Linked DNA regions of Homo sapiens: region 1 is linked to region 2. Evidence: read pairs that join two places in POLR2A ChIA-PET (ENCODE). Cell type or tissue: endothelial cell of umbilical vein. All regions are shown on one strand. Links, peaks and the distances in the headings refer to the core of each region. The heading gives the core; the rest is flanking DNA. Region 1 overlaps IFNAR1 (interferon alpha and beta receptor subunit 1). Region 2 overlaps TMEM50B (transmembrane protein 50B).

Evidence for each region. ChIA-PET counts read pairs that join two places held together with the same protein. Peaks named below come from ENCODE experiments on the same cell type or tissue, not always from the same donor. Only the 100,000 strongest peaks of a DNase experiment are listed, where the experiment ranks them.
Region 1: POLR2A ChIA-PET joins it to region 2 with 8 read pairs; 6 of 35 experiments call an interaction of 5 or more read pairs at or near these places.

Annotation. Positions count from the first base shown.
Region 1 is chr21:33,343,652-33,354,979 of GRCh38, reverse strand. IFNAR1 (interferon alpha and beta receptor subunit 1) reads right to left here. Exons shown (of 11, transcript NM_000629.3): 5 at 11,304-11,328; 6 at 9,620-9,734; 7 at 5,690-5,889; 8 at 5,437-5,591; 9 at 2,072-2,222; 10 at 1,197-1,342. Among named protein-coding and RNA genes, the nearest start is that of IFNAR1, 24 kb to the right of the region's middle. In endothelial cell of umbilical vein, for the core only: a CTCF peak has its summit at 7,181 (motif pointing left); a DNase peak (open chromatin) is centred at 6,049; H3K27ac peaks cover 741 bases.
Region 2 is chr21:33,464,017-33,475,344 of GRCh38, reverse strand. It overlaps TMEM50B (transmembrane protein 50B), which reads left to right. Exons shown (of 7, transcript NM_006134.7): 2 at 6,419-6,558; 3 at 8,223-8,335; 4 at 9,936-10,003. The coding sequence starts at 6,460. Among named protein-coding and RNA genes, the nearest start is that of TMEM50B, 10 kb to the left of the region's middle. In endothelial cell of umbilical vein, for the core only: no CTCF peak of the experiment used is centred there; no DNase peak of the experiment used is centred there.

The DNA.
Region 1 (11,328 bases), core at 3,438-8,437, 120 kb after region 2:
AATGTTTGTATCCAACACATATATATCCAGAAGAAGCACAATTGAGAAATTATTGGCTATTGTAACTAGTTTTTAAGTCTATTTTAAATAATAGCTATGAATATTACAGTACACAGGAATGACATTTAAAAACTCAGGGGTATAATAGTAAAATTGTTAATATTTACGGAGCATTTTTAGAGTGGTAAGGTTCTTATGGTTTAACTCCTTTGCTCCTAACACCTCTATGGGGTGGTTTACAGCCAAGGGTACTTGCTTACCTGCCCTTAGTGACTTGCTCAAATTCACAAAACCCACCCTAGATGAGCACATGGTTTCCCAGGAACAGATTCTATGTTTAGGCCTTCACCATTCAGTGCTTTCATTTAATATGCTAGCTTCATAGAAGTGCCAAACAAAAAACTGTGATGTGTGTCATAAAAAAAGTCTCATGTTTTTAGTTATTTCATTTTGTATGATTTCATCCATAGAATATACTTTCTACGCTGATAGAATATTTTAGTCTTCTGGATATATACAGATGCTCCTAACTTACAATGGAATTACGTTCTGACAAACGCATCACAAATTGAAACAGCGTAAGTTTGGGACTGTCTGTACTGAGAAGAATCACATTACAGACTTTATTTACTTATTTAGAGACAGAGTCTTGCTCTGTCACCCAGGCTGGAGTGCAGTGGCATGACCTCGGCTCACTGCAACCTCCACCTCCCAGGTTCAAGCGATCCCCCTGCCTCAGCCTCCCGAGTAGCTGGGATTACAGGCATGTGCCACCACGCCCGGCTAATTTTATATTTTTAGTAGAGACAGGGTTTCTCCATGTTGACCAGGCTGGTCTCGAACTCCTGACCTCAAGTGACCCACCCGCCTCAGCCTCCCAAAGTGCTGGGATTACAGGCGTGAGCCACCACGCTTGGCCAAGAATCACAGGCTTTAAACGGTAAAACAAATGCCACAGTGAATCTAGGAATTGCCAGAAAAATATGAAATTAAGGACAATCATTACTATCTCATGCTATGTTATTACATGAAATTACTGTTTTTAAAGTTAATTGACTAAAGCTTTGAAGAAGATACCCAAATCAGTCTCTATTATTTTCTGGATATCAAGAAAACCTACATATATCCTGTTGAAATCAAACACATTTTCTGTTCATTACCTAGCTGTTGACAAAAAAATAAAAAAAGTAACATACCTCATCTATACTGGAAGAAGGTTTAAGTGATGGAAAGAAGACATAATTGATGCATCTCAAGAAGACTTTCGCAGCATAAATGACAAACGGGAGAGCAAATAATGCAATACAAATTCCAACTATAAGCCAAATTTTAGAGGTATTTCCTAAAAAGATATACGTGATATTTAGCATATATTTTGACATACAAATGCCTTAACAGTGCTGACAGCTGTGTGAAAGACTAGCCATATGAAAGGAAATATAAAATCTATTAAATAATACTCTTAAAAATATTTCTGGCAGCACTGAGTCCACAGCAACCATAGGCAATGACATTTACATTTAAAGATTGGCGTGGGAACTGAAGTAAGAGATCCTCAGGGAGAAATACAATATTGACATACAGGCCAAACATGCAAGTATCCTTCAGCACTTTTACACCATACAACTAGCAAAATTTAATAGATATTCTGTGACTAAGCCTCTACCGGTCAACACTAGAAACTGTAAAATAGAAAATGAGACTAAACCAATTCCCACATTAAAAAACTCACAATTGAACTAAGTGATTTCTACATGATAATTATGTTAAGGATTATATTCTAAAAATTTAAAATAGTTTTATTAAATGTTAAAGAGAAATACATTAAGGAAATTAATTATAGGGATACTGGATGAAATATAAAGCATCCAACAACACCGACTTGAGAGTTAAGCGTTACAAATATTTTCTAAAAAGTCTACTTTTGATTCATGTAGTTCATGAAGAAAACATTCTTTCTATATATTTTTTGCAGTAAAGAGAAAATGTTTTACAATTTTCAATGTACAGTATAGAATTACTTTTATTATGTCTAGCTACATTTTTAAAAAAGACAATAAAAGATTCTGACCTGGTTTTGTTTTCTCACATACAGCGTCACTAAAAACACTGCTTTTATTCAGCTTTTCATCCATGGTGTGTGCTCTGGCTTTCACACAATATACAGTCAGTGGTTTCAAATTAGGAACTGTAACATCAGTTTTTTTCTCGATAATTTTTCTCTAGAAAATATAATTAAATCACTGATAAAATTTAGTCACCTCAAGAAATCAGGGAATATGTGCTTTCTCAATTTTTTATGTTCAGTCTAACATTGGCCTCTCCCACGTAGTTGGTATGTATTTTTTGTTTTGTTTTGTTTTGTTTTGTTTTTTTTGTGAGACAGTCTCGCTCTGTCACCCAGGCTAGAGTGCAGTGGTGCAATCTGGGCTCACTGCAATCTCTGCCTCCTGGGTTCAAGCGATTCTCCTGCCTCACCCTCCTGAGTAGTTGGGATTACAGATGCAGATGCCACCACGCCTAATTTTTTTTTCTTTTTGGTAGAGATGGGGTTTCACCATGTTGTTCAGGCTGGTCTTGAACTCCTGGCCTCAAGTGATCCACCCACCTTGGCCTCCCAAAGTGCTGGGATTACAGAGTATATGTGTGAGAAATATAAATTTGTTTTAGATACACCACTATAACCAAATCAGAAAGTTAAAAATGCTGCTGCCAAAAAAGCATATGATCTATTCCTAAGAGAATTCTAATTGATTTACAAGTACATGCCAAGTCTGGGGTAATTGCCATTGTATTACCTCTGATTAGTGACAGAATGGTTAAGAGTAGGGGTTTTGGCCTCAAACTGCCTTATTAAGAGTATCACTTACAGCTGTGTGGTCTTGCAAGCATTATTTAATTTCTCTCTACCTGATTCCCTGATCTATAAAATCGGGACAGTTATTGCTGCTATCTGTATCAGTCAGCTATCGCCAGAATAATGTCTAACAAGCCGGTGGGTCACACCTGTAATCCCAGCACTTTGGGAGGCCAAGCAGGAGGATCACTGGAGCCCAGGAGTTCAAGACGAGCCTGGGCAACATAGCTAGACTCTGTCTGTACAAGAAATTTCAAAAAAATTGGCCAGGCATGGTGGTGTGAGCCTGTAGTCTCTGTTACTTGGGAGGCTGAGGAAATCCCTATTTCCAAAACAACCACCACCACCACCACCAAAAAAGCCTGGGCAACGTGGTGAAACTCCATCTTTAGCAAAAATACAAAAAATTAGCTAGGCATGGTGGCATGTGCCTGTAGTCCCAGCTACTTGGGAAGCTGAGGTGGGAGGATCACTTAAGCCCAGGAAGTCGAGGCTGCAGTGAGCTGACATCACATGAGTGCACTCCAGCCTGGGAAAAAGAATGAGAACCTGTCTCAAAAAAAAAAAAAATAAAATAAAATAAAATAAAAAAATATAGATAACAAAACTGCCTTAACGTTCAGTGGCTCACAAAACGATTATGTAGTTTCTCACTCACAAGTCTACAGACTGGCTGGGCAGCTCCCACGGAGGCTGTGCATGGGGTTTAGGTCAGCTCCAGCAGCCTCTAATCCTCCTTGGACCAGAGACTATGTGGAATACATTTTATTCCTGGCAAATAGGAGCAGTGCAAGAGCCAAGCCAAACCCTGCAAGCACACTTAAGGCCTCTGTTCTCAGCACATCTACTTGGGCTCCAGCATCTACGGTCTGGTGGTGCAGGGAAGAAGTCACCGTCCCAAGTATTTGCCAAACAGCAATGTAACCAATCACATAATCCGGCAGGGTTGTTTTGAAGAATGACTGAGACAATTCATGTACAATACTTAGCATAGTACCTTACATATAAGTATTCAATAAGAGTTTCTATAGTAACAATTATTGATATATTATCCAGTATAGGTTAAGATGGCAACTACAATTTATTGAATCTCTACTACTTGTCCAGCAATGTGCTAGGTATTTTCATATTTGTTACTTCCTTTTAAACCTTATAAACATCCTTTTGAAAAATTTAGTTGTTATGATTACCACCACTTCAGAGAAGAGGAAGCAAAGTCTCCAAGAGGTAAAGCACCCTGCGTACGTAAGGTTACACAGTTTAGCAGTGAGATAGAAATTTAGGTTTGTCTGATCTACAGACATCTGAAAACCGACCATAATTCTCAATGGGCTACATTAAGCTATGGTTACAGGGTTGTCAGACAATTAAAAAGGGAAGCAGCCAAATCAATGGAATTTGCTTAGATTTCCAATAGAAAATGAGGTGAAGTTAAAGAATTTACCAGCCTGACTGGACAGGAGTTTTAAAGGTCGATTCTTGACTACAAGTCCACGAGGGGGAAGTGATCTGGGAAACACGTATATTATCTGACGGTATATATTATCTTTGTCAGTGGTATCTGAATTTTAGGGTTTAGACCAGTGTTTGTCAACCCTTTTTTCATTACCTCCCCAACTAAACAACTTTTTGGGCAATTTTTTCCTAATCCTTCCCCCATCATAAAATTAAATACTAAGGAATAAGATTTTGTTGGGCAAAGCTGAACTTTGGAAGAATGCTTTCCAATGGTTTTGGAGGAAAACAAACAACTGTACTACATAAATTCTTTTGTCCCATAAGAACCAATTTTTGTCCCCTTGGAGGAGCCACCAGGGGACATTTGACAATATCTGAAGATGTTTTTGGTTGTCACAACTAGGAAGGAACACTACTGGCATCTAGTAGGCAGAAACCAGAATGTTGCCAAGCATCCTGCACTGCACTGGACAGCCCCCTCCCAAGGAACTATCCAGCCCAAACGTCAATAGTGCTGAGAATCCCAGGTTTAGATGAATACATGGGAATCATGTTAAAAATGCAAATTCCTGAGTTCCATCCCCAGAGATAATGATTCAGTAACAATAGGCTCAGGAATCTGTATTTTAAAAGCAAACTGGGGCCCAGATGCAGCTCACCCATAACTCTACAGTGCAAAACATGAAAAATGCTCATAATCTTCATTTTGTTAATATCTGAGTTAATCACATTTTTTTTTTTTAAAGACAAGCTGTCAGTCACTCTGTCACCCAGGCTGGAGTGCAGTGGCACGATCATGGCTCACTGCAGCCTTGACCTCCCAGGTTCAAGTGACCCTCCCACCCCAAGTAGCTGGGAATATAGGTGCACGCCACCACACCAGGCTAATTTTTTAAAATTTTTATTGAGACAGGGTCTCCCTATGTTGCCCAGGCTGGTCTCAAACCCTTAGGCTCAAGTGATCCTCTCGCCTTGGCCTCCTGAAGTGCTGGGATTACAGGCCACTGCATCCAGCCCACATAAAGTTTAAAAATTTCCCCCAAATTTTACATTCAAGCTTTATTTACCCAAATCATAATTATAACTCTAAGTTACAAAATTATACTATACAGTCTTTTTACCTCAGCATTTGAAGTGTTTTCCCAAAAAATAATTTCATAAATCAGTGGATAATCCTGGATCACAGGCGTGTTTCCAGACTGTTTTGGAGCACCGATATAGATATGGAATGAATCACTAAGGGATCTAATGTTAAAGACTGGAGGAAGTAGGAAAGCTAGAAAAAATTTGTAAAGAAATAATGTTCAATTAGAAAAACAATTTTAAAAACTTGCACCAGAGAATTACAATCTCCAGTAAAAACTACTGCCTTACCTTGTATTTCAGTATCAAACTTTATCTCTTCAGACCAAAAAGATGTGTTATTTCCATCAGATGCTTGTACGCGGAGAAGGTAAATTCCTTTTTGGAAAACGTTTTGAGGAAAGACACACTGGGTAGTTTTGACATTTTCACAGTCAGGTATTTGTTTCCATTTATACAAATGGTTTCCAGGATTCCTTTTTAAAAAGGCGCTTTTAAGACAAATATTTTTTAAATTCATTAGATATTTATTAAGTATTTACAATTGCCAGACACTATGTTAGGGGCTAAGGTTACAGAAATAAATAGTATCCACACTCAGGAAACTCACAAACAATGGAAGAGATATGCATCTAACATAAAAGAAAACCAAAGACTGTTCCAGACTGTGGTCATGTTGTGCTCTGCTGGAGGTGGCTCATATCAATATGCAAGAACATCTGTTAGTTAGAATTTCCAGGAATGCTGCAAGCTGGTTTATTTTTTTTGGCTTTTTTTTTGAGACCGAGTCTCGCTCTGTCACCCAGGCTGGAGTGGAGTGGTAGGATCTTGGCTCACTGCAACCTCTGCCTCCTGGGTTCAAGCAATTCTCCTGCCTCTGTCCCCCTGAGTAGCTGGGATTACAGGTGCACGCCACCAGGCCTGCCTAATTTTTGTATTTTTAGTAGAGATGGGGTTTCGTCATGTTGGCCAGGCTGGTCTTGAACTCCTGACCTCAGGTGATCCACCTACCTCGGCCTCCTAAAATACAAACTGGTTTTTAAAGAAAAACCATTACTAAAAATTAAGTTATATAAATTTGCAAATAAAAAATTGTTTTAAAGACAGAGGTAATAAATAAATTCATCTTGTCCTAATTATTTTACTACATTTTATTTTCTAAGCTCTTGGGGCTATCTTTATCTATTGTAGCTATATGATAGTGGTGTGCTACTGTGCATATGTTCCCAACTCCATATTCAGGGACATCAGGCTGGTGGCTTGAAAGTGGCCATGGTGGGAATATTTATATCATAAAAATCAGCAAACACTACAAAATAGGACTTTTTCTTTCTGGAAAGCCAGCTGCTAAACATGCGCCAGCATACCAATGGACACTGATTAAGTGCTAAAATAGAGACACACTGCGGGGTTATAAGAGCAAGTATAAGTACGAGACTAAAGAGGTTAAGTAACTTGCCCAGAAACCAACAGCTAAAAGCATCTCAGTTCAAGCCCAGAACTCTAATAGCCTCCTGACTGGTTTCCTTATCTCTCTTTAGTGTCTCCTTAGTCCACTCTCCCACATACCATGTCGCCGCATGCACCTTCCTCAAATCCAGAGCTCAGGTTAACTATCACCCCAACACAAAATCCCCAAAAGCCTACAGGACAGCCTGAGGTTGACCCTAATCTTGTCCCATTCTACTTATTCAGCTTTCTTCCCATTGCCACCTGGTGTCCAAATGTTCTGCTACTCTAGAAGGACATCCTCCCCACTGGAGAAGGCAAAATTCTGAGATGGCCCCCAAGATTCCTGCCCCCTGGTGTACACATCCTGTATAATCCCCTCCTCTTGAGCATGGGCAGGACCTGTAAATACGATGGAGGCCCTCCTCTCATAATTAGGTTACATTAAGTGGCAGAAGAGAAGGTATTTCACAGATGTAATTAAGGTCCCAAATCAGTTGAATCAAATGAGAGACTATTCTGGGTGGGCCTGACCTAATCAGATGAACCCCTTAAAAGAGGATCTAGGCCAGGCATGGTGGCTCATGCCTCTAATCCCAGCACTTTGGGAGGCTGAGGTGGGCAGATCACTTGGGGCCAGGAGTTTGCGAACAGCCTGGCAAACATGGAGAAACTCCGTCTCTACTAAAAATACAAAAAAAATGGCTGAGCGCGGTGCCTCACGCCTATAATCCCAGAACTTTGGGAGGCTGAGGCGGGTGGATCACCTGAAGTCAGGAGTTCGAGACCAGCCTGGCCAATACGGTGAAACCCCGTTTCTACTAAAACTACAAAAATTAGCTGGGTGTGGTGGTGCACACCTGTAGTCCCAGCTACTTGGGAGGCTGAGGCAGAAGAATCACTTGAACCCAGGACGCGGAGGTTGCAGTGAGCTGAGATCATGTCACTGCACTCCAGTCTGGGTGACAGAGTGAGACTCCGTCTCAAAAAAAAAAAAAAAAGGATCTAGAGGTCAGACTCTCCCTTCCTGATGGCCTCTAAGAAGTGAGCCACCATGAGCTCTAGAAATAAATTCTGCCAACAACATGTGAGCTTGGGAGCGGCCCCCAAGTCTTGTATGAATGACTGACTCCTTGACTGCTTAGCAGAAGAGCCAGCTAAGCCACGCTTGGACTCCTGACTCACAGAAACTTTGAGACAATAAACAGCTGTTTAAGTTGCTAAGTCTGTGGTAATTAGTTACAGACACAGAAAACTAACATCTAATAGTTGTCTACTTAAAAAAAATCTGAATTAACAATCAAGGCCTTGTTCATACCTTATCTCTTTCCTTATGGCTTCTTTGGTCTCTTTAGCCCCTATTCACCTTTACATTTTCAATTTCTGCAACCCTTATAATTTGTATACCACTCTTTAGTCCTAAACCACACAACACTTTGCAATGTTGGCTAACTGCTTTCAATTTTTGAACCACGTTTGATTCTGCTGACTCTTTCCATTTCTTCAGTGCTTTGTACAATATGGTAAGTACCCAAAAGAAGCTTAGAGATCAGCTATCAGAAATACCTCTCATTATCTATTTGGTGACCCTATTATTTATTCACTTCTGAAAGTGAGGTATACACAAAAGACTACTGAACAGTTTCCTGATTGGTTTGTGAGGTTATATATGCATTGTGGGGCACATATGCACATAAATGCATTTGCATTCTACCAGTCACCCTTGGTTCAAAATTAACACTAAAAGATAGAAATTGATCATAGCGGTACTTACACTTCCCTTCTCCCTCATTTTTTCTGTTTCTTTCCAGTTTCTTCTGACTTTTCCTTTCCTGTCTTAGCTATACTTGCCTTTGCTCTCTCTACTCCTCTGCCACCAATGTATATCTTTCTTTCCATCTCTTTTCTCCCCATAACCCATTTTTCCTTCTACTTAATTTTCCTCTTCTCTTTTCTCTATTCATCTCCTACAATTTTCCAATCAATATAAACTACATGCAGTTCTCTTTTATCAGCTTTTTAAAAATTTTAATGCTTAGAGATGGGGGTCTCACTATGTTGCCCAGGCTGCAGTGCAGCGGCTACTAGCAGGTGTGATCATACAACACTGCAGCCTCAATTCCTGGCCTCAAGTAATCCTCCTGCCTCAGCCCACTGAGTAGCTGGGACGATAGGCATGCGCCACTGCACCAGGCCAGTTCTCTTTCATTTATGCAGCGCCTGGACTTCATCCATGTTTAGCTAGCCTCTGCTCAACCACATAGAACATAGTTCTTTCCAACTTTCTTTCCCACCGAAGTATCTACTACAAAATTTTGTCAAAACCACTAAAGTAATAAAGAAAATAGGAAGGCTAATTTTTTGAATTGAACAAGTGAGTGGACTGAGATCATTTTAAGGACTCATGGAAGAAGTGAGTTCTTAGAAAAAGATCAGGGTCAACTGTCGAGTCTTCCAGATTGGGGAAATAACACATGCAACTAGTTACACTTTCTTTTTTTTCTTAAGCCAGTAAGAACCCCAGATATTAGAATCCATCTATTTTACAAGTGAAGAAATTGAGGCCCATGGAGGTTAAGCGATTAGCTCAATGTCATCCAGTTAGTTACTGGCAGAACTGGGGTTAGAAATGAGATTTCTCACGTTTCCAATATATCGTACCCACCTCCCAGTCGGTCATTCTGTGTGCAAGGACCTGGTGACTGATGCAGAGCGAAAAGAAGCATAATCAAAACAAACTGGGCAAAAGGAAATTTATGGAATGGAACTTACTGGAGCCACTGAACTTGAAAGGTCATGTTTGCATATGTATAATCCCATTTAAGAACATAGTTCTGATTTTGGACACTGACTTCTATATTTTCTGGTGGAGGTAGTTCATTTTCAACTAGAAGCCAAAGAACAGATAAAAAAAAGCACACATTTTTACTCAAGTGAGATAACTGGCAAGAAGATAAAGGCTCGCATTTTATCATTATAAGGTAATAGTTAAATATGGTTTGTATTCACACTATGTAATACTATGCAGCCATTTGAAAGACTACAGGCCGGGCGCAGTGGCTCACACCTGTAATCCCAGAACTTTGGGAGGCTGAGGTGGATGGATCACCTGAGGTCAGGAGTTCGAGACGCGCCTGGCCAACATGGTGAAACCCCATTTCTACTAAAAATACAAAAATTAGCCAGGCATGATGGCACACGCCTGTAATCCCAGCTACTCGGGAGGCTGAGGCAGGAGAATCGCTTGAAGCTGGGAGGCAGAGGTTGCGGTGAGCCGAGATTGAGCCACTGCACTCCATTCTGGGCAAGAGAGTGAGACTCTGTCTCAAAAATAAATAAATAAATAAATAAATAAATAAATAAATAAGTAAAAAAGAAAGAATGCAATAGATGGCTAAGATCAAATGAAGAACGTAATAGATCTGTATTGAGTGATATAGAATATCCCCAACACACTGGGTTAAGTAAGCAAGCTGTAAAATACTTCTAGTAAGATTTTATTTTGTAATTTTAAAAAACAAAACCCAAGAAACTGTGGGTCTGTGTATATGCTTACATAAATCCTGAAAAAAGTTGTGAAAGGATATACACAAACTGCTAAGCAATGCTTATCTCTAGTGAATGGAATTGGGGATAAGAAGGGAGAAGAAGACTTCACTTTAAACCCTTCCGTAATGTTTGATTAAAAAAAAAAGCATATGAAATTTACAATTAAAATAAACAAATCCCAGCTCCTGCCCTTGACCTTAATTATTGGAAAGATGTTACTAAATGTATCAGGATACTTTCATATTTTAACATTCCACTTACAAAGGTATGCTTTCTTGAACAATAACTTGTCTACTAGCAACTACTTCCCCACCTTTTCTTCCCACTTGCAGAACTCATAGTTCAGCTACCTCCTGCTTCATGTGGATTCTGAACAAATGAAAAGTTTTGTCATTACAAAATATTTGAACTTTTTTTTTTTTCTAAGACGGAGCCTTACTCTTTGTCCCCCTTGCTCCCGACTGGAGTGCAGTGGCGCGATCTTGGCTCACTGCAACTTCCACCTCCCAGGTTCAAGGGATTCTTGTGCCTCAGCCTCCCAAGTAGCTACCACTACAGGCGTGAGCCACCACGCCCAGCTAATTATTTTTAGTAGACACGGGGTTTTCCCATGTTGGCGAGGCTGTTCTCGAACTTCTGGCTTCAAGTGATCCAGCTACCTCAGCCTCTCAAAGTGCTGGGATTACAGGCGTGGGCCACTACGCCCAGCCTGAACTTTTAAGTAGAATTAATTTTCATTACTATTTGAGACAAAAATCCCAAGTAACATTTATTTTGCTTATGTAAATGTTACAATGTTTTTAACATATATTGACCTATCATGTAAACTTCAGCAATATGGGGAAGATGCCAAAATTGACAATCTGTTTATATATTTATTGAATCTAAAACAAAACATCTTCCTTACCTGTGGTCTTTATACAATGTACTGG
Region 2 (11,328 bases), core at 2,275-7,274:
TTCTTTCATTGCAAATTTTATCTCAGGTACAAAAAAGCATATAAAACATGTATAATTTAAAGAATACTATTGCAATGATCATTTTGTATCCACTACCAGATTAAGAAACAAAATGTTTGGCCAGCCGCAGTGGCTCAACACCTGTAATGCCAGCATCTTGGGAGGCTGAGACAGGCAGATCACTGAAGACTGGGCGTTGGAGACCAGCCTGGCCAACATGTGAAACCCTGTCTCTACCAAAAATATAAAAATTAGCCGGTCGTGGTGGTGGGCACCTGTAATCTCCGCTACTTGGGAGGCTGAGGCAGGAGAATTGCTTGAACCTGGGAGGTGGAGGTTGCAGTGAGCTCAGATCACGCCACTGCACTCCATCCTGGGTGACAGAGAGAGACTCTGTCTTGGGGGTGGTGGCGGTGGGGGAACAAAATGTTTGCATTTTTTTCTTCCAGAGGTAGCCTCTGTCCTGATTTGTTTGTGTTTATCTTTCTCTTGCTTTTTTATTTTATTTATTTTTATTTTATTTTATTTTATTTATTTATTTATTTTTATTTTTATTTTTTTTTTTTTTGGTGACGGAGTTTCACTCCTGTTGCCCAGGCTGGAGTGCAATGGCACGATCTTGGCTCACTGCAACCTCTGCCTCCCGGGTCCAAGCGATTCTCCTGCCTCAGCCTCCTGAATAGGTGGGATTACAGGCATCCACCACCACGCCCAGCTTGGTTTTGTATTTTTAGTAGAGACAGGGTTTCACCAGGCTGGTGTCGAACTCCTGACCTCAGGTAATCCACCCACCTTGGCCTCCCAAAGTGCTGGGATTACAAGTGTTAGCCATTGCACCTGGCCTCTTCAGTTTTTCTTGTAGGTCTCAGTTTCATCGGGTATCATTCCTTTCAGCTTGAAGAATTCCCTTTAGCATTTCTTTCTTAGCGCAGGTTTGGTGATGAATTATCTCAATTTTTGTTTACCTGGAAGTACCATTATTTTACTCTTATTAAAAAAAAGAAAACTGGCTGGGAATGGTGGTGCACACCTGTAATCTCAGCATTTTGGGAGGCTGAGGCAGGCAGATCGCTTGAGTTCAGGAGTTTAAGACCAGCTTGGACAACTGGGTGAAACCCTGTCTCTCTTAAAAAAAACAACAACAACCCCCTCCCCTGCCCCCCAAAAAACACAGCTTTGTTGAGATACAGTATATATACTGTAACATTCACCTGTTTTAAGTGTACAGTCGAATGATTTTTAGTATTTACGGAGCTGTGCAGTCATTGCCACAATCTAGTTTTAGAATCTTGTAGCCTTTTGCAGTCACTTTGTATCTTTCTTCTCCCCATCCCTAGACAGCCACTAATCCGCTTTATGTCTATAGATTTGCCTATTCTGGATGTTTCTTGTAAATGGAATCACACAATATATGGTCTTCTGTCTTTTACTTAGTCAGTTGTTGAGGTTCGTTCATGTAGCATCTATCAGTAGGAACCTCTTTCCTTTTTGTTGCTGAATTTGTATTTCGTTGTATGGATGTGCTATGTTTTATTTATCCATTCGTTGATGTATGTTTGGTTGCTTCCACTCCGTGGCAATTACGAATAATGCTGCTATGAACAAGTTATTGTGAAGATATATTTTCATTTCTCTTGGGTAGTTAGATAGGAGTAGAATTGCTGTCACCTTCTTGTTTTTTTTTTTTTTTGAGACAAGGTCTCACTGTGTCACCTGTCATAGCTCACTGTAACCTCGAACTTCTGGGCACAAGTGATCCTTGCATCTCAGCCTCCTGAGTAGCTGAGACTACAAGTGCACACCACCATGCTTGGCTATCCTCATTTTTGGAGAATATTTTTGCTGGGTATAGAATTTGGGATTGAGTTTTTTTTTTTTTTTTTTTTTCTTCCGAGACAGAGTCTCACTTTTTTGCCCAGGCTGGAGTGCAGTGGTGCGATCTCAGCTCACTGCAACCTCCAGCTCCTGGGTTCAAGTGATTCCTGTGCCTCAGCCTCCTGAGTAGCTGGGTCTACAGGTAAGGGCCACCATGCCCAGATAATTTTTGTATTTTTATTAGAGATGGGGTTTCTCCATGTTGCCCAGGCTGGTCTTGAACTCCTGGCCTCAAAGCAGTCTGCCCACCTCAGTCTCCAAAGTGTTGGGATTACAGGCATGAGCCACCACACCTGGCCTGATTTTTTTTGTCTTAAAGCGTTATTAACAGTGTCATTCCTGTGTCTTCTAGTATCCTTTGTTCTGGTTAGAAGTGAGCCATCATTCCTATTGTTCTGTCTCTGTATATGTTGTATTGATTTTTTTCCCCATAAGACTGTTTCAAGAGTTTCTCTGTATCTCTGGTTTTCAGCAGTTTGATTATGATGTTTTCTTTGTATTTATCCTCCTTGGAGTTTGCTGAGCTTTTTGGATTTATAAGTTAATATTTTTCACCAAATTTGAGAAATTTTCATTTATTCTTTTTTTTTTTTGAGATGGAGTTTTGTTCTTGTTTCCCAGGCTGAAATGCAATGAATGGTGTGATCTTGGCTCACTGCAACCTCCGCCTCCCAGGTTCAAGTGATCCTCCTGCCTCAGCCTCCCAAGTAGCTGGGATTACAGGCATGTGCCATCACACCCAGTTTTGTATTTTTAGTAGTGACGGGGTTTCACCATGTTGGCCAGGCTGGTCTCGAACTCCTGACCTCAGGTGATCCACCCGCCTCAGCCTCCCAAAGTGCTGGGATTGCAGGTGTGAGCCACCGTGCCCAGCCCATCTATTATTTTTTTCAAAATTTTTTTATTTCTTATTCTGTCTTTTCTTCTTCTGGGAACTTTAATTACATATATTTTAGACCACTTAGTATTGTTCCTCAGGTCTCTAAATTGGATAATTTCTTTTGATGTTTAAGTTTACTGTCCTTTTCTTCTACTGTATCTAATCTGCGATTAAGTTCATTTAGTTAATTATTTATTTATTTATTTTTTAGATGGAATCTTGCTCTGTTGCCTGACTGGAGTGCAGTGGTGCAATCTCGGCTCACTGCAACCTCCGCCTCCTGGGTTCAGGCAATTCTACTGCCTTAGCCTCCTGAGTAGCTAGGATTACAGGTGCCTGCTACCATGCCCAGCTAAGTTTTTGTATTTTTAGTGGAGACGGGGTTTCACCATGTTGGCCAGGATGGTCTCGATCTCTTGACCTCGTGATCCCCCCGCCTTGGCCTCCCAAAGTGCTGGGATTACATGTGTGAGCCATCCTGCCCGGCCCATTTAATTTTTAAATTCAAACATTGTAATTTGCAGTTCTAGAATTTTCTTTCTTTCTTTTTTTTTTTTTTTAGGGGAGTCTCGCTCTGTTGCCCAGGCTGGAGTGCAGTGGTGCCATCTCGGCTCACTGCAAGCTCTACCTCCCGGGTTCTCGCCATTCTGCCTCAGCCTCCTGAGTAGCTGGGACTACAGGCGCCTGCCACCATGCCTGGCTAATTTTTTGTATTTTTAGTAGAGACGGGGTTTCACCATGTTAGTCAGGATGGTCTCGATCTCCTGACCTCGTGATCCGCCTGCCTCGGCCTCCCAAAGTGCTGGGATTACAGGCATGAGCCACTGCGCCCAGCCCCTAGAATTTTCATTTGAATCTTTTTACATTTTAATTTATTTTTTAGAGACAGGGTCTTGCTATGTTGCCTGGGCTGGGCTTGAAGTCCTGGCCTCAAGCAATCTTCCTGCCTCGACCTTCTGAGTAGCTGGGATTACAGGTGCAAGCCATCACATTGGCTCCTGATTCTTTTTTTAAAAAATAGTTTCCTTTTCTCTACTAAGATTCTCCATTGGTTCAGTTATTTTGACCATGTTTTCCTGTAAGTCCTTGAATATGATTTTTATAATGGGTGCTTTAAAGTCTTTGTCTGCTAATTTCAATATCTGAGTCATTTTGGGATTTATTTCTATTGACTGTTCTTTTTCCTCCTTAAAAATAGATCACATTTTCCTGGTTCTTTGCATGTCTAGTGATTTTTTTTTAGTATATATTGGACGTTGTGAATAATATGAGTCAATTTTGTTATCTTCATCTGAAAAGTATTGCTTTTTATTGTAACAGGCAGTTAAAATATTGGCTGATCACCTTGAAATTGTGGAGACTTGGTTTTATATTTTGTTAGGATATGTCCCCAAGGTGTTTACTGATCCTCCCTGACTTGGTGGAATGAAAATTCCAAAATGTCTCCCTTATTTTAAAGTGTTTGGGGCTCTCTTTGTGACTTACTCCTTTCCGAGATGTCCCCCTTCAATTTCCAGCTGTTATGGTGGTCCTGAACTCCCATCTTCTGGCATCTCAAGCCAAGAAGACTGTGGCTTTTTGCTGCCACTGTGGCCACTTTGTGCCAAGGGGACTCCCTGGGCTGGGAATGGGAGTTTAATGGGGTTCCTAAGGGGAACAGCTGATCCCACTTACTGTGTTTTCTTTCTTTTTTTTTCTTTGAGAGGGAGTCTCACTCTGTTGCCCAGGCTGGAGTGCAGTGGTGTGATCTTGGCTCACCCCAACCTCTGCCTCCTGGGATCAAATGATTCTCCTATTTCGGCCTCCTGAGTAGCTGGGATTACAGGTGCATGCTACCATGATTGGCTGATTTTTTTTCTTTTTTGAGATGGAGTCTTTCTCTGTTGCCCAGGCTGGAGGGCAGTGGCTCACTGCAAGCCCCGCCTCCCGGGTTCATGCCATTCTCCTGCCTCAGCCTCCCGAGTAGCTGGGACTACAGGCGCCTGCCATCATGCCCAGCTAATTTTTTTTTTTTGTATTTTTAGTACAGACGGGGTTTCACCATGTTAGCCAGGATGGTCTCTATCTCCTGACTTCGTGATCCGCCTGCCTTGGCCTCCCAAAGTGCTGGGATTACAGGCGTAAGCCACCGAGCCTAGCCGATTTTTTTTTTTTTTTTTTTTTTTGAGACACAGTCTCGCTTTGTCTCCCAGGCTAGAGTGCAGTGGCACAATCTTGGCTTACTGCAACCTTCGCCTCCCGGGTTCAAGCGATTCTCCTGCCTCAGATTTTTGTATTTTTAGTAGAGACGGGATTTCACCATGTTGGCCAGGCTGGTCATGAACTCGTGACCTCAAATGATCCACCCGCCTCGGCCTCCTGAAGTGCTGGGATTATAGGCGTGAGCCACCACGCATCTGGCTGTGTTTTCTTTCTTTCAAGGATGAAGTTTCTTTCAATTTCTGCCTGTTTTTCAGCCCTGTCCAGTGCTTTCAATTTTTTTTTTATTTCTTTCTAGAATTTATGGTGGCCTTGAAACATTTCATGTTTACATAATATCTTTGTTTTTAAAAATAGTATGCTACACTCCTATAGTTATTTAGGCACATGATTTTTCTCCTTCTTCCAGTTATGTCTTACTGCGTTACAGATTAATGCCAAAACCCTGTGGCTTAAAACAGTCATTTTATTATGTTTATTAGATTTTATGGGTCAGGAATTTGGAAGGGGCATAGCCAGGATGATGTATCTCTGCTCCATATATCTGGTGCCTTACCTGGGAAGGCTCAAACTTTTGGGATGGTGCTATAGCTGGATAGCAGTTACCTAAAAGTGTCTTTACTCATGTCTGGCAGTTAATACTAGCTGTTAGCTGGGACCTCAACTGTAACTGTGGGTCAGAACACCTATAAATGGTCTCCTTACAGCATGGTAGCCCAAGCATTAGTGTTCCAGAGAACCAGGCAGATGCTCCATTGCCTTCTGTGACCTGATCTTGGAAGTGGCATGGAGAAGTTACATAGCATCACTTCCTCTACTCTACTGGTCTACTAGTCTTTATTGTTGACCCAAATTCAAAGGTAGGACATAAATCTACCTCTCAATGGAAGAAGTGTCAAATATTTTAGATATGTTTAATTTATTTCATTTATTTATTTATTTTTGGACAGAGTCTTGCTCTGTTGCCCAGGCTGGAGTGCAGTGGCATAATCTTGCACTGCAATCTCTGCCTTCCAGGTTCAAGCAATTCTTGTTCCTCAGCCTCCCGAGTAGCTGTGATTACAGGCATGTGCCACCACGCCCAGTTAATTTTTTGTATTTTTAGTAGAGACAAGGTTTCATAATATTGGCCAGGCTGGTCTCGAACTCCTGGCCTCAAGTGATCTGCCCACTTTGGCCTCCCAAAGTGCTGGAATTACAGGCGTGAACCACCTCGGCACCTAGCTCCTAGACATGGTTTAAAACCATAGTGCTCATTTATCAAATAGCAAGCTCCCCCTTGGGTCCTAGCGTAGTCCTATATACATCTCAATTAGGTACTTGTTGAAGTATTGAATTTTTCTTAACTATAGTAGAATAGGACCTAAAGTAAAGTTGTGTGTAAAGCTTTAAGAAAGGAGTAAGGTATTTTACTTTTAGAAAACATTTTCTTAGGTTGATTAGTTTTTGTCTTTCTGTTTGTAGGATACAGCATTTAATGAAAAATTTATGCTTAAGAAGTAAAAATGGCAGGCTTCCTAGATAATTTTCGTTGGCCAGAATGTGAATGTATTGACTGGAGTGAGAGAAGAAATGCTGTGGCATCTGTTGTCGCAGGTATATTGGTAAGTGAGAAAGACTGGTTGGTGACATGTATCCCTTACCTTTTGCCCTGGAAATTAATGCCGGTTCCTTTGAACTGAGAATGGCTTTCCAGAACTATTTATTTCACTGCTGTTTTGTATAGATGATTATCAGAGTTCTAGATACTATTGCCAAGCAGAATATGGTAGGCCCTGGATTCATTTTGACTTTGTAAATGTGTACTTAATATCTTTTCTTCAGTTCCAGTGATAATATAATTATTATAGGCAATAGCATTTTTAACTTACTGATACAACATATATGTAAGTACTTTAAGATCCTTAAAGGCTCAGAATTTGATGTAACCCAAAATTATTGTTGTGACTTATTGAAGGTCAGACAACAGTGACAGTACTCTGCAGATAATAGTAACAACCTTAGGCTCCATTGGAACTGAAGCCCTGCAGCGGCTCTAGGGAAGAAATACCATCTCTGTTTCCCCAGCTGCAACATCAGGGGAGCATCAGAGGAAGAGATTTGTGAAGGAAACTATTGTTTAATTTTCTTTCCATCATTTTTTAACTTTAATTGAAAATGACAGGCATAAAACAAAAGCAGAGAGAATGGTATAAAGATTCCATCACCTCCTTTATCCCATGTGTCTATCATCCAGCTTAAAAAAAAAACACCCCAAAATCAGGACCTATCTTGGTTTATAATTCCATCAACCACTCTCTGTCCGCACTTTTTTTTTTTTTTTTAAAGAGACGAGGTCTTGCTATGTTGTACAGCTACTAGAGTACAGTTGCTATTTACAGATGTGGTCGTAGTATACTACAGCTTCAAATTCATGGTCTCAAGCAATCTTCCTGCCTCAGTCTCCCAGGTAGCTGGGACTACAGGTTCATACTACCATTCCTGGCTCCCACAGCATTTTTTGGAAGCAAATTTCTTTATCTGTTTACATTTTAAAAATTCATCTCTTTCAATGTACAGTTCTACACCTAAAGTCCAATAGAAAAACAAAATGAAATGAAGCAGAGCAAGAACTAACGATAATTGTGAAGCAGTCTGCTCACTGCAGTCTCCGCCTCTGACTTCCCAGGTTCAAGCAATTCTTGTGCCTCAGCCTCCCAAGTAGCTAGGATTAGAGGCACATGCCACCATGCCCAGCTAATTTTTGTATTTATATTTGAATGTTTTTGAGACAGAGTCTCGTTCTTTCGTCCAGGCTGGAGTGCAGTGGCGTGATCTCAGCTCATTGCAGCCTCCACCTCCTGGGTTTAAGCGATTCTCCTGCTTCAGCCTCCCAAGTAGCTGGGATTACAGGTGCCTGCCACCATGCCCAGCTAATTTTTGTACTTTTAGTAGAAACGAGGTTTCACCATGTTGACCAGACTGGTCTCAAACTCCTGACCTCAGGTGATTTGCGCGTGTTGGCCTCCCAAAGTGCTGGGATTACAGATGTCAGCACTGCGCCCGGCCTTGTATTTTTAGAAGAGATGAGGTTTTACCATGATGACCAGGCTTGAACTCCTGACCTCAAGTAATCCACCTGCCTTGGCCTCCCAAAGTGCTGGGATTACAGGCGTGAGCCTCTGTACCCAGCCCATTTATATGATCTGTAGGACAAAAGGAATGTTAAAAAGCAGGTATTGTGCTAGCAAGAGTTTTAATGTTTCAGTGACTTGGGCTGTGTTTTAAGTTTTTTACAGGCTGGTGGATAATGATTGATGCAGCTGTGGTGTATCCTAAGCCAGAACAGTTGAACCATGCCTTTCACACATGTGGTGTATTTTCCACATTGGCTTTCTTCATGTAAGTATGAAGATAATTCTCTATTCAAGGTGATTTTTCTAAAAATACTTTCCTGTTAATGTGCAGTGCTTTCTTGAATAACTTTTTAATTTATTTGATAGACTATTTTTTAACATGATACATACATAATTCCCATTTTATTACGATTTTTTTTAACCAAGAATGAGTGTTGGATTTGGTCATATATCTTTTTAGCACCTATAACAATTATCTTGTGATTTTTTTTTTTCCTCATATTTTTAAATCTGGTCAGTTACATATTTTGTCAGTTGCAAGATCTACTTTTTCGCATTTTAATACCTCTGAATATCAGGATGCATCTTACAGTCAGTGGTATCTTAGAATTATAATTGATAACATTTTTATTTCTTGTCAGTATTAAAAATTAATGGTGTATCTTAAAACTGATGGCTCTGAGATTTCATGAAACATGTTACGTTTCTGCATTTTTTTAGTAGTAAATCACCCGTAGGTGTTGTAGTACACTCAACTTTTACCTTGCAGTATTATTTTTATTTTTTTTAATGTGCTACTTGACTGTGTTTGCCAGTGTTTGAGGAAAAGGCAAGATTGGCCTCAAAAGAGATTTGTTTGTGGCTTTTGTTTTTATTAAATTATTTTTAAGTTTATGTTACCTCATTTCATAAAAAAGCTTGGAAGCTTTTTATGGATGTCTTTTAACAATTAAAAAATATTAAACATTAAGATTACATCATTTCCTTATACCATCAGGAGGTTTTTTTGTTTTTGAGACAGAGTCTTACTCTGTTGTTTGGGCTGGACCACACTGGTGTGATCTTGGCTCACTGCAACCTCTGCCTCCCGGGTTCAAGTGATTCCCTTGCCTCAGCCTCCCAAGTAGCTGGGATTACAGGTGCCTGCCACTACGCCCAGCTAATTTTTTGTATTTTTAGTAGAGACGGGGTTCCACCATGTTTGCCAGGCTGGTCTTGAACTCCTGACCTCGTGATTTGCCTGCTGTGGACTCTCAAAGTGCTGGGATTACAGGTGTGAGCCACTGCACCTGGCCAGGAGTTTTAAAAAGGTTATATTTTGGAAAATGGAACTACTTATATCCATTGTGGCTTCTAAAAAAAGGAAATTCCTGTTACTAATTAATGTACCTTGCTCTAACAAAAATGGAAGGGGAAGCTGAATAAAGTGGGCATATTATACATAAGCTACATTTTCTCTGAGCTTAAGAAATGGATCATAGAAAATCACTTGACTTTTAACACAAAGAGAAACTGTTTAACTCTTGATAATAATGAGAACCTTGAAGTGGGATAGCACTGAGTCATTCATGTATAAATGTGAAATAGACAAAGAATCCAGAAAACTGGTCCCTCTTGTATAATCTCTGGAGAGAAGTGATAGAAATCTCTTAAAATAAATGTGTTTTCTGGGTGTACTTTATGAAAATAAGACTAATGTAACATTTCTATCAACTAGCATTTTTATTAGGTTAAAAATATGTTAAATTATTCAGATACTGATTTTAGTTATGAAATAATCTGTTTTCCGTCTAAGTGTTATATAAATATTTGAGTATTTTAACAGCGAATACTGAAATTCATTTGATGATTTTGTGCCGTTCTAGGATAAATGCTGTATCCAATGCTCAGGTGAGAGGTGATAGCTATGAAAGCGGCTGTTTAGGAAGAACAGGTAAAGATACTTTGAGCTGTTAATGGGTGTTGACAAAACAGAAATTTGTCACCAGAAAAAAAGCCTCTCTTGTGAGTCTTTATTCAAGACTGGTAATGATTATATAGAATATTTTTTATTTGCTTTAAAACAAAGTTTTAGTGTTATTCAAATCCTTAAGAAAGTAAGTTATTGCTAGAAGTTACTGTTTTTGTCATGTTACACTGCCCATGATATAGATAAAAAATGTTGCTATTCAAATGGATCTTGGACTCCAGTGCTAATGATGGATTTATTATTATCCCAATTGTTGACCAATAATGTTACTTACAAGATGGCTGACTATGATTATTAACAGGAAAGTAATGAACACATTAGGGGATCAAACCTAGGACTACAGTGTCTTTACATTCACTTCTGATCACCTGAGTAGCCACCTACAGACTGCAACAAAATTGTTCAGTAGAAAGATGCTATTTGTCTACACATAAATTAGTTTTTATAGTTTGAATTCATTTGAATTGTTATCCAATTTTTGTTTTTTTTTTTTTTTTTTTTGAGACGGAGTTTAGCTCTTCTTTCCCAGGCTGGAGTGCAGTGGTGGGTTTTTGGCTCACCACAACCTCCACCCCCTGGGTTCAAGCAATTCTCCTGCCTCACCCTCCCGAGAGCTGGGATTTCAGGCATGCGCCACCATGCTTGGCTAATTTTGAAGTTTTAGTAGAGATGGGGTTTCTCCATGTTGATCACGCTGGTCTCGAACTCCCGACCTCAGGTGATCCACCCACCTTGGCCTCCCAAAGTGCTGGGATTACAGGAGTGAGCCACCGAGCCCGGCCCAATTGTGTTTTTTAAACATTTACGGCCGGGCGCAGTGGCTCACGCCTGTAATCCCAGCACTTTGGGAGGCTGAGACGGGTGGAACACCTAAGGTCAGGAGTTCGAGACCAGCCCTGCCAACATGGAGAAACCCCGTCTCTACTAAAAAATATACAAAATTAGCCAGGCGTGGTGACACACTTCTGTAGTCCCAGCTACTTGGGAGGCTGAGGCAAGAGAATCGCTTGAACCCGGGAGGCAGAGGTTGCGGTGAGCCGAGATCACCTCATTGGACTCCAGCCTGGGCAACAAGAGTGAAACTCCGTCTCAAAAAAAAAAAAAAAATTTACATTATAATATGAAGAAATTAAGGTACAGTGGGCTTACATAATGTGTCCAAAGTCACAGAGCAAGTAAGTGGTGGAGCCAGGATTGAACATGGACAGTCTGGCTCCAGAGCCCATGCTTTTAGCCACTATGCTGTGCTTGTTTCCCATCTAGAACCATTTGGTCACTTTGTCTGGTTT